Linked DNA regions of Homo sapiens: region 2 is linked to region 1. The links are chromatin loops, found by intact Hi-C in ENCODE. Cell type or tissue: endothelial cell of umbilical vein. All regions are shown on one strand. Region 1 has its middle 13 kb from the start of SMCO1. Region 2 overlaps TNK2 (tyrosine kinase non receptor 2).

Evidence for each region. Peaks named below come from ENCODE experiments on the same cell type or tissue, not always from the same donor. Only the 100,000 strongest peaks of a DNase experiment are listed, where the experiment ranks them.
Region 2: it touches region 1 in a loop (3-fold over the local background); 1 of 110 quality-filtered maps calls a loop at or near these places.

What each region holds. Positions count from the first base shown.
Region 1 is chr3:196,526,769-196,530,768 of GRCh38, forward strand. It overlaps the pseudogene NAA50P2. Among named protein-coding and RNA genes, the nearest start is that of SMCO1, 13 kb to the left of the region's middle. RefSeq lists an enhancer at 1,150-1,219 and a silencer at 1,990-2,289. In endothelial cell of umbilical vein, a CTCF peak has its summit at 2,171 (motif pointing right); a DNase peak (open chromatin) is centred at 2,163; H3K4me3 peaks cover 611 bases; H3K27ac peaks cover 667 bases.
Region 2 is chr3:195,892,566-195,896,565 of GRCh38, forward strand. All of the region lies in intron 1 of TNK2 (tyrosine kinase non receptor 2), which reads right to left. Among named protein-coding and RNA genes, the nearest start is that of MIR6829, 12 kb to the left of the region's middle. RefSeq lists silencers at 2,990-3,049, 3,260-3,539 and an enhancer at 3,680-3,899. In endothelial cell of umbilical vein, a CTCF peak has its summit at 2,256 (motif pointing left); DNase peaks (open chromatin) are centred at 366, 2,226 and 2,576; H3K4me3 peaks cover 2,018 bases; H3K27ac peaks cover 2,088 bases.

The DNA.
Region 1 (4,000 bases):
TGCTGCTTCTTTCTGTCTTTTGAAATGTACAATATTTTGTAGGCTCTGCCCTTCGATGTGAAAGCAGGACTAAGAAAAAACAACTAAGAGGGCCAGGCTCGGTGGCTCACGCCTGTAATCCCAGCACTTTGGGAGGCCGAGGCAGGCGGATCATGAAGTCAAGAAATCAAGACCATCTGGCCAACATGGTGAAACCCTGTCTCTACTAAGAAAATACCAAAATTAGCCGGACGTGGTGGCAGGCGCCTGTAGTCCCAGCTACTCAGGAGGCTGAAGCAGGAGAATCATTTGAACCCAGAAGGCGGAGGTTGCAGTGAGCTGAGATCTCGCCATTGCATTCCAGCCTGGGCAACAGTGTGAGACTCCGTCTCCAAAAAAAAAAAATAGAGACAGAGTCTTGCTATGTTGCCCAGGCTGGTCTCCAACTCCAAGCTAAGAAATGTGAAATTATTTGACACCTAAATTTTTAGAACCATTTATCTTAACTGTGAAATTAAACAGATCTACCTTCTCCTGCCTTCAGTCAAACCACCTCACAAAAATAAGAGAACTGAAACAATCCAAACATGATCTTTTTTTTTTTTTTTTTTTTTTTTTTTTTTTTGAGATGGAGTCTTGCTCTGTGGCCCAGGCTGGAGTGCAGTGGCACGATCTCGGCTCACTGCAACCTCTGCCTCCCAGGTTCAAGCGATTCCCCTGTCTCAGGCTCCTGAGTAGCTTGGGACTACAGGCACACGCCACCACGCCTGGCTAATTTTTGTATTTTTAGTACAGATGGGGTTTCACCATGTTGGCCAGGCTCGTCTGGAACTCCTGACCTCAAGTGATCCACCCACCTTGGCCTCCCAAAGTGCTGGGATTACAGGAGTGAGTCACTGCGCCTGGCCCAAACATGATCATTTTTAAAGTCCTTGAAAGTATTAAAACTTTGAAAAGAAAAGAAAGAAGGAAAAACAAAAACATGGCAGTGCAGGAAAGCTTTACAAGAAAGAGGGGGTGAAAATCAATGGGCTTGTCTTTTTTTGTCAACAAGCAAGTGCAAGAAGGTTCATTTTGTGACTTGTTCAGTTGTGTTTTGCATATCTCCATTCTGATCGGAAGGGACTTTGAGGTTTTTCTGCAACTCCTGAGCATCTGCAGGCTCCATCCTCTTATCCTTTATCTGTCTTTGTCTCAGTCATCTCAAAGCCAAACTTCTGTAGAAGTCAATTGCTGACTCATTGCTGATCTGGACAAACAGATGTTGTCAAAAGTGCCATCTTGGCTGGGCAGTGGCTTATGCCTGTAATCCCAGCACTTTGGGAGGCTGAAGTAGGCAGATCCCTAGAGTACAGGAGTTCGAAACTAGCCTGGCCAATATGGTGAAACCCCGTCTCTACTAAAAACACAAAAATTAGCCAGGCGCGGTGGCTCCCATCTGTAACCCCAGCACTTTGGGAGGCCAAGGCGGGCGGATGTCCTGAGGTCGGGAGTTCAAGACCTGCCAGGCCAGCATGGTGAAACCCCGTCTCTACTAAAAATACAAAAATTAGCCGGGCGTGGTAGCACATGCCTCTAATCTCAGCTACTCGGGAGGCTGAGGCAGGAGAATCACTTGAACCCGGGAGGTGGACGTTGCAGTGAGCCGAGATCGCGCCACTGTACTCCAGCCTGGGTGACAGAGCGAGACTCCATCTCAAAAAAAAAAAAAAAAAAAAAAAAAAAAAAAAAAAAAAAAAGAAAGAGAGAGAGAGAGAGAAAGAAGGAGAAGAAAAAGGTGCCATCTTCTCCACAGATGTTTGACACGATTTAACATCTGAGTTGCTATTCCTGGCCTTGGGTAAGGTGCCGGACACCCTGGTGTGATGATGTGTCTGCGAATGATCCACCGTCCCGCCCTCGCCCCAGCTTTGCTAGCTCAGCCTCCAGCACGCCCTTGTAGGACGTGTCCCTGCAGCCGACTGAAAAGGTGGCCTGGATGGGTGTCTTCAAGTACGGAGAACTGCGGTGTCGCGCCTCCGGGCCCCATCCGGCTCCCAGCATCTTCTCCCGCTGCGGAGGCCGCATTTCCACTCAGGGCAGCGCCGCCGCGGTGGTTCCGCCCTGTCGGGCTCAGACCGGCCTGGGCGCCTCCGCGGGGAGCTGGGCGGTGGCGGGGGCCGCGGGAGTGGAGCCGGCCCGAGCCTCCAGGGGGCGCTGGCGGCCGCTTCCTCCATCCGCAGGCGGCTCCCGGCCACGCCCGTCGCTGAGCGTGAGGCGATGGCGGCCGAGCTCAGAACACTGGTCCCCGGAATGGAGAGCTGAGGGGACAGATCTAAGGGACATTTATAACTCCGCAGGGACTCCGGGGTGGGAGTCAGTCCGTCTCAGGTGCGTCTCCGGAAGAACTTCGGCGTCCTCAGGGAATCAGTCCCTGCCCCAGTGAGAAAAACCTTGCTGGGTCCTCCCTGATCCCCGCCACTACTTTTTTCTCCTTAGCAAAATCCAGATATTGTTTGAGTATTGGGCAGCCACGTGCTTCAGGGGAAGCTGAGCCCCTTCCCAGTGTGAGAGTTGGGGGTGAGTCTTAGAATAAATCAATCACAGCAATTTTATTATTATTGCCGTTATCATTGGTTTAGGAACGGACAGGTGGCAGAATTCTGGCCCATGAAATATAAGAAGAGGCCCACTGTGGAGCTTCTGAGGCCGGGCACGGTGGCTCACGCCTGTAATCCCAGCACTTTGGGAGGCTGAGGCTGGCGGATCACGAGGTCAGGAGTTCGAAACCAGCCTGGCCAACATGGTGAAACCCCCATCTCTACTAAAGATACAACAAATTAGCCGGGCGTGGTGGCGCGCACCTGTAATCCCAGCTACTCGGGAGGCTGAGGCAGGAGAATCGCTTGAACCCAGAAGGCAGAGGTTGTAGTGAGCCAAGATCGTGCCATTGCACTCCAGCCTGGGTGACAGGGCGAGACTCTGTCTCCATAAATTAATTAATTAATTAATTAATTAAGACATAGTCTTGCTACGTTGCCCAGGCTGGTCTCCAACTCCTGGGCTCAAGTGGTCCTCCCGCCTTGGCCTCCCAAAGTGCTGGGATTACAGGTGTGAGCCAGAAAAGTTTGTTTAAATTGTGCAAAAATATACATAACAAAATTTACCATTTTTATATTTTACTTACTTTTTATTTATTTCAATAGGTTTTTGGGGAACAGGTGGTGTTTGGTTTCATAAGTTCTTCAGTGGTGATTTCTGAGATTTGGTGCAGCCATCACTCGAGCAGTGTACACGGTACCCAACGTGTGGTCTTTTATCCCTCGCCCCCTTCCCACCCTTTCCCCTGAATACCCAAAGTGCATTGTATCTTTTTTTTTTTTTTTTTTTTTGTGAGATGTAGTCTCTCTGTGTCGCCCAGGCTGGAGTGCAATGGCACGATCTCGGCTCACTGCAACCTCTGCCTCCCGGGTTCAAGTGATTCTCCTGCCTTAGCCTCCTGAATAGCTGGGACTACAGGCACATGCCACCAAGCCCAGCTAATTTTTGTATTTCTAGTAGAGACGGGGTTTCACCATGTTGGGCAGGATGGTCTCGATCTCTTGACCTCATGATTCGCCTGCCTCGGCCTCCCAAAGTGCTGGGATTACAGGCTTGAGCCACCGCACCCGGTCCACTCCGTGGCTTTCTTTTCATCATCTTGATGGTGTGTTTTCATGAACTAATGTTCTTAATTTTCAAGTAGTCCAATTTATCATGTTTTCATTTTGATGTCTTATATATGAAATTTTTCCTACCCCAAGGTCATGAAAATATTTTTTTCCTTTTAGAAGCTTCACCACTTTACCTATTACATTTATATCTGTAATATGCCTAAAATTTAGACCTTTGGATTAATGTGAAGAAGGTCAAGATTCTTTTCTTCTCCATATGGATATACAACTGACTCAATCCCATTTATTATAAAGAGTTTCCTCACTGCTCTGCAGTGGACTTTTGTCATTAATCAAGTTTGCATACATGCAAGCATCTATTTCTATCC
Region 2 (4,000 bases), 630 kb before region 1:
GAGCCCCCCAAATCCCACACCAGGGGTGGGAAATGAGGAAGAACGGGGTGGGCCCCTCCGCTCTGCTGCAAGCCCCGCTGGGTTTCCACAGCTGGCCGGTCTGGCAGGGAGCAGAGCTTTCCTCACGCTGGCTGCAGCCGGGATCCTCTGTCCTGTTTCTGTCTTCTCTCCAGGGCAGTGGTCACAGTCCAGCCCTACTCCCCGGCTTCCCCACCCAACTGCCCGCCCGGCCGCCCTCCCTCTTGCCTGCCTCTCTCTCTCCCTCTCTCCCTCCCTCCCCAGCTGAGCAGCTCTGACACTGGCTGAAAAAGGACCTTTCTGAATCACTGCCAAGAGGGCGGCAGGAATGGGGGGGACTCTTCCTCCCAGCCACCCGCGCTGGCCCCCCTGCCTCCCCATACACAAAGCTCCTGTCTCTGGCTTCTACCCCAGCCCTCACAGTTGCAGACAACTCCTGGGACTTTAGGGTGGCGGCTATGTGACTCAAACAGCACGTATGAAGCAGGGCTGTGGACTCCCTCATGGACCTGTGTGGGGACGTGGGGACTAACACACAGCCTGAGTGGGAGGCTTGGACCCCAGAGGCTCCGCTGGGCCCTGCGATGACTCCTCAGAGACCCTCCCCCACCCCCGAGTCCCAGCCTTGGCTGGGTGTCTCCTGGCTCAGACCCTGATGTGGCCCTGTTACCCTGGTGCCCGACGGAAATAGGCGGCCGGCAGCCTGCCAGAGTGGGGCAGTCCAGCCAAGAGCAAGGGTAGGGTGGGGTGAGGATCCTCACCCCCTCCCCTGGGGTGGCCCTGTCTGCTGCCCAAACACCCAGGGTGCCTCCTACTCAGACCAGGTGGCCAAGTTCCCAAACCCGCTCAAAACAAACAAATATGCCCTGAGACTCCTGCTGGGACGCCCCCACCCCAAAGCTGTAGGATGTCTCCTGTATAACCCCTGACACAGACCACGGCCTCAGATTAAGGGGCCTAGAGACACTCCATCAAGCCCCCGTGGGGCCCTCATGTTTCTAGAACTGACAAATGATCTCTCTGGCCCTCCTCAAAGGGTGCCAGCTGCTCTTACACCCCCCTCGCTACGGCCCCCAGACACACCTGACAGCTGCAGGAAGCCCTCTCCAGCTCCCCAGGCACCCCCCTCCCTGCTGAGCCATGCCTAGGGAGCCCCTGTTTCTTGCACACTGCTCTCTTGTCCCTGTCCAGCTGGCCACCAGCTCAGGGAGCCTCAGCTGGCTGGAGGGGTGGGCAGCTGGGGAGCAGGGCTTTGGGGACTCAGCATCCCAGGCTCCCTTCCCAGGGCCTCTCCCAGCACTTGACCTCCCTGATGATGCCAAAAGGGACAGCCATTTCCTGGTCTAACTCCAGGAGGTGGGGAGAAGGACACCCCCAACTTCAGTCCCTCTTCCTCATCCCCCTGCCATCCAGCCCACAAAGCTTGTGGAGATGGCAGGTGTGGATGGAGTGGGGGCTGAGGTCAGGTGGACAAGATCAGGCCTGCGTTACACTGGAGCTGACTTTTCCCCAAACCTTGGCTGACTGTGCCCTTGCATCAGAGAAGCCTACAGCCTTACCCTGGCACCAAGCACACCTGGAAGGAGACCCAGGGACCGGGGGCCGGGGAACAATTTAAGCAGGGTTATTCCCTCTATTTCAAAATGGGTCTGCTGGATCAGAATGGCCAGATTAAAAACTCTAGCGTCCCCAGAAATATGTGTCTCAAAGTCACCAGAACCCCATGCCTGACCTTGGATGTCCAGTAAGAACAAGACCTGTAACTGGCCCAGTAATCCAGCTGCGGGAAGAAGCAAAGTATGTGTGGGTCAGCGCCAGGCCGGCTCCTGGAACCCCCACCCCCTTTTTTTTTTTGAGAGTCTTGCTCTATCGCCCAGGCTTGAGTGCAGTGGCGCGATCCCGGGTTCAAGTGATTCTCCTGCCTCAGCCTCCCGAGTAGCTGGGATTACAGGCCCCCGCCACCGTGCCCAGCTATTTTTTTTTTTTCCGCCATGTTGGCCAGGCTGGTCCCGAATTCCTGACCTCAGCGTCCTCGTCTCAGGTGATCTGCCCGCCTCGGCCTCCCAAAGTGCTGAGATGACAGGCGTGAGCCACCGCGCCCGGCCCGGCCCGGCCCCCTTTCTCCTCGCCCAGGAAAACAGCCCGACCTTAAGCCCCAACGCTCCTACCGAGTCCCCCTTTCTCCTGTCAGCTACTGCCCTCTGCCGGTCGGGAGAGGAAGTGCGTTCTCTCCAAGGGGAAGGGAAGCTACCCCATCCATCAACACCGTGACCATATTTTCAAAAGCAAACAAGGACATCTGGCTTGATATTCATATTCAGAAGCCTAGTAAACGGGAATGCCCAGGACATACAGACTCAGTTCTCCTAAAAGACTGAACCCCAATCCTAGCAGTACTTCCTGGACTCCCTTGGGGCATGGAAGAAAGCCCAACGGGCAGCTTTTTGGGGTCCCAGGGGATCCATGCACACACAGGCAGATGCCAGCATCACTAAGTCACCACCGCCACACCCACATAAACACACCGCTCTCTGTCCCCTGGCCCAGGAGCAGACACTCTCACTCCTGAGGCCGCCGCAGGGGGCAGGGCTGAGCCCGGCTCACAGCAGACGAAGGGGTCTGGGGCCCAGGTATCTGGCTATCCCCTAGCCTTCCCCATTACCTGCGGTCCCTCCTCGCCCCCAGCCAGGCGCTGGTAAGCAGATCTCTCCCCCATGGAGCCCCAAATCCCAGCGGCTGCGGTCAGGGAGAGAAGCAGCGCCCGCAGCCCCCGCCCCGCAGCGGCACCGGCAGCGTCACTGCCCTGCGTCCTGGGGGGCCGGGCCTCGAGCATCCTCCAGAAGTGCAGGGCCGCTACTGCGTCTCAGCCCCCATAGCCTCATCCGCCATCGGCCGGCGGCCGGGTGGTCGCGCCCCTCCTCCTGCCGGCCTGCGGCCATTCCCTCCTGCAGCCCGTCCCAGCTCCGTTCCTCCTCTCCGGGGCGCGGCTCCCACCCTCTCCCAGTGAGCCAGCTGTGCCAGCCCCGGGCTGACCCCCACCGAGAGCCGGGGCTCTGCCTTCGCCGGCCGCGGAACCGGGCTCCACTCAGCCCTCAGCCCGCCTCCAGGGCCCCAGAGCCACCAACTGGGGCCTTGGGGATTCACGAGTCCCCCGTATTCACGGTAAGGGGCCATCCGAGAAGCCCACAGCAGAGGGGCCTCCGTCCGACTCCATCTGAGACCCCCTCCTCCGAGGCATCCCGGGGCTGCAGCCCACCCCGCCCCCAGCCTGCCCCGGCGGCCACTCTGCTCCCAGAACGCCGGGCGCCCACCTGCCCCGCAGCTCGGCCCTGCGCTCAGCCGGCTCCGCGCCGCCTCCCAGCGCCCGCCTCCCGCGCAGGCCACGCCCCCGCCCCGAGGCCCCCGCGGCCGGTTCCCCGCGCGCCACTCCCGCAACGCCGCACGCGCTGTGCGCTGGGCACGCACTGACCTCCTTGACTTCAGAGCGGTGACACGAGGGCCCGGACTCCTGCTCAAAAGCCGCCCAACACAGGCCCACGCGGGGGTGCCGCGCCCAGCACTGGCGCGAGGCCATCGCCGGCACAGGAAGTCCCAGGGCAGAGGCTCTTCCTCTCCCCCGGGGCCCCAAGGCACCGCTTCTCATTCTGGTGGCATCTGAAGCAGCCACTGACTCTTTAGTACCAGGTATTTAGGGCTGAGCTCAGGGCACCTTCCCTGGGTTGGGGCAGAGGAGAGACAGATGCTGTGACCTCTCCTCCCCACGCAGCGTCAAGGCTGAGCCAGACCCTGGAAGGTCACTAGGTGAGGCTCCCTCTACGGCCCACTCTCCTCACACAGCCCCTTCCACACCCCAAGCACACCAGGGTAGGTGGATGACTGCCGGCGAGGCCCCCGAACGCCTGCTTCTATGCTGTACAGAAGCTCCTCGGCATCTTACTGCAGCTAAAGGCACATACTAGTCTTGGGAGTAGCTGCAAAGCCG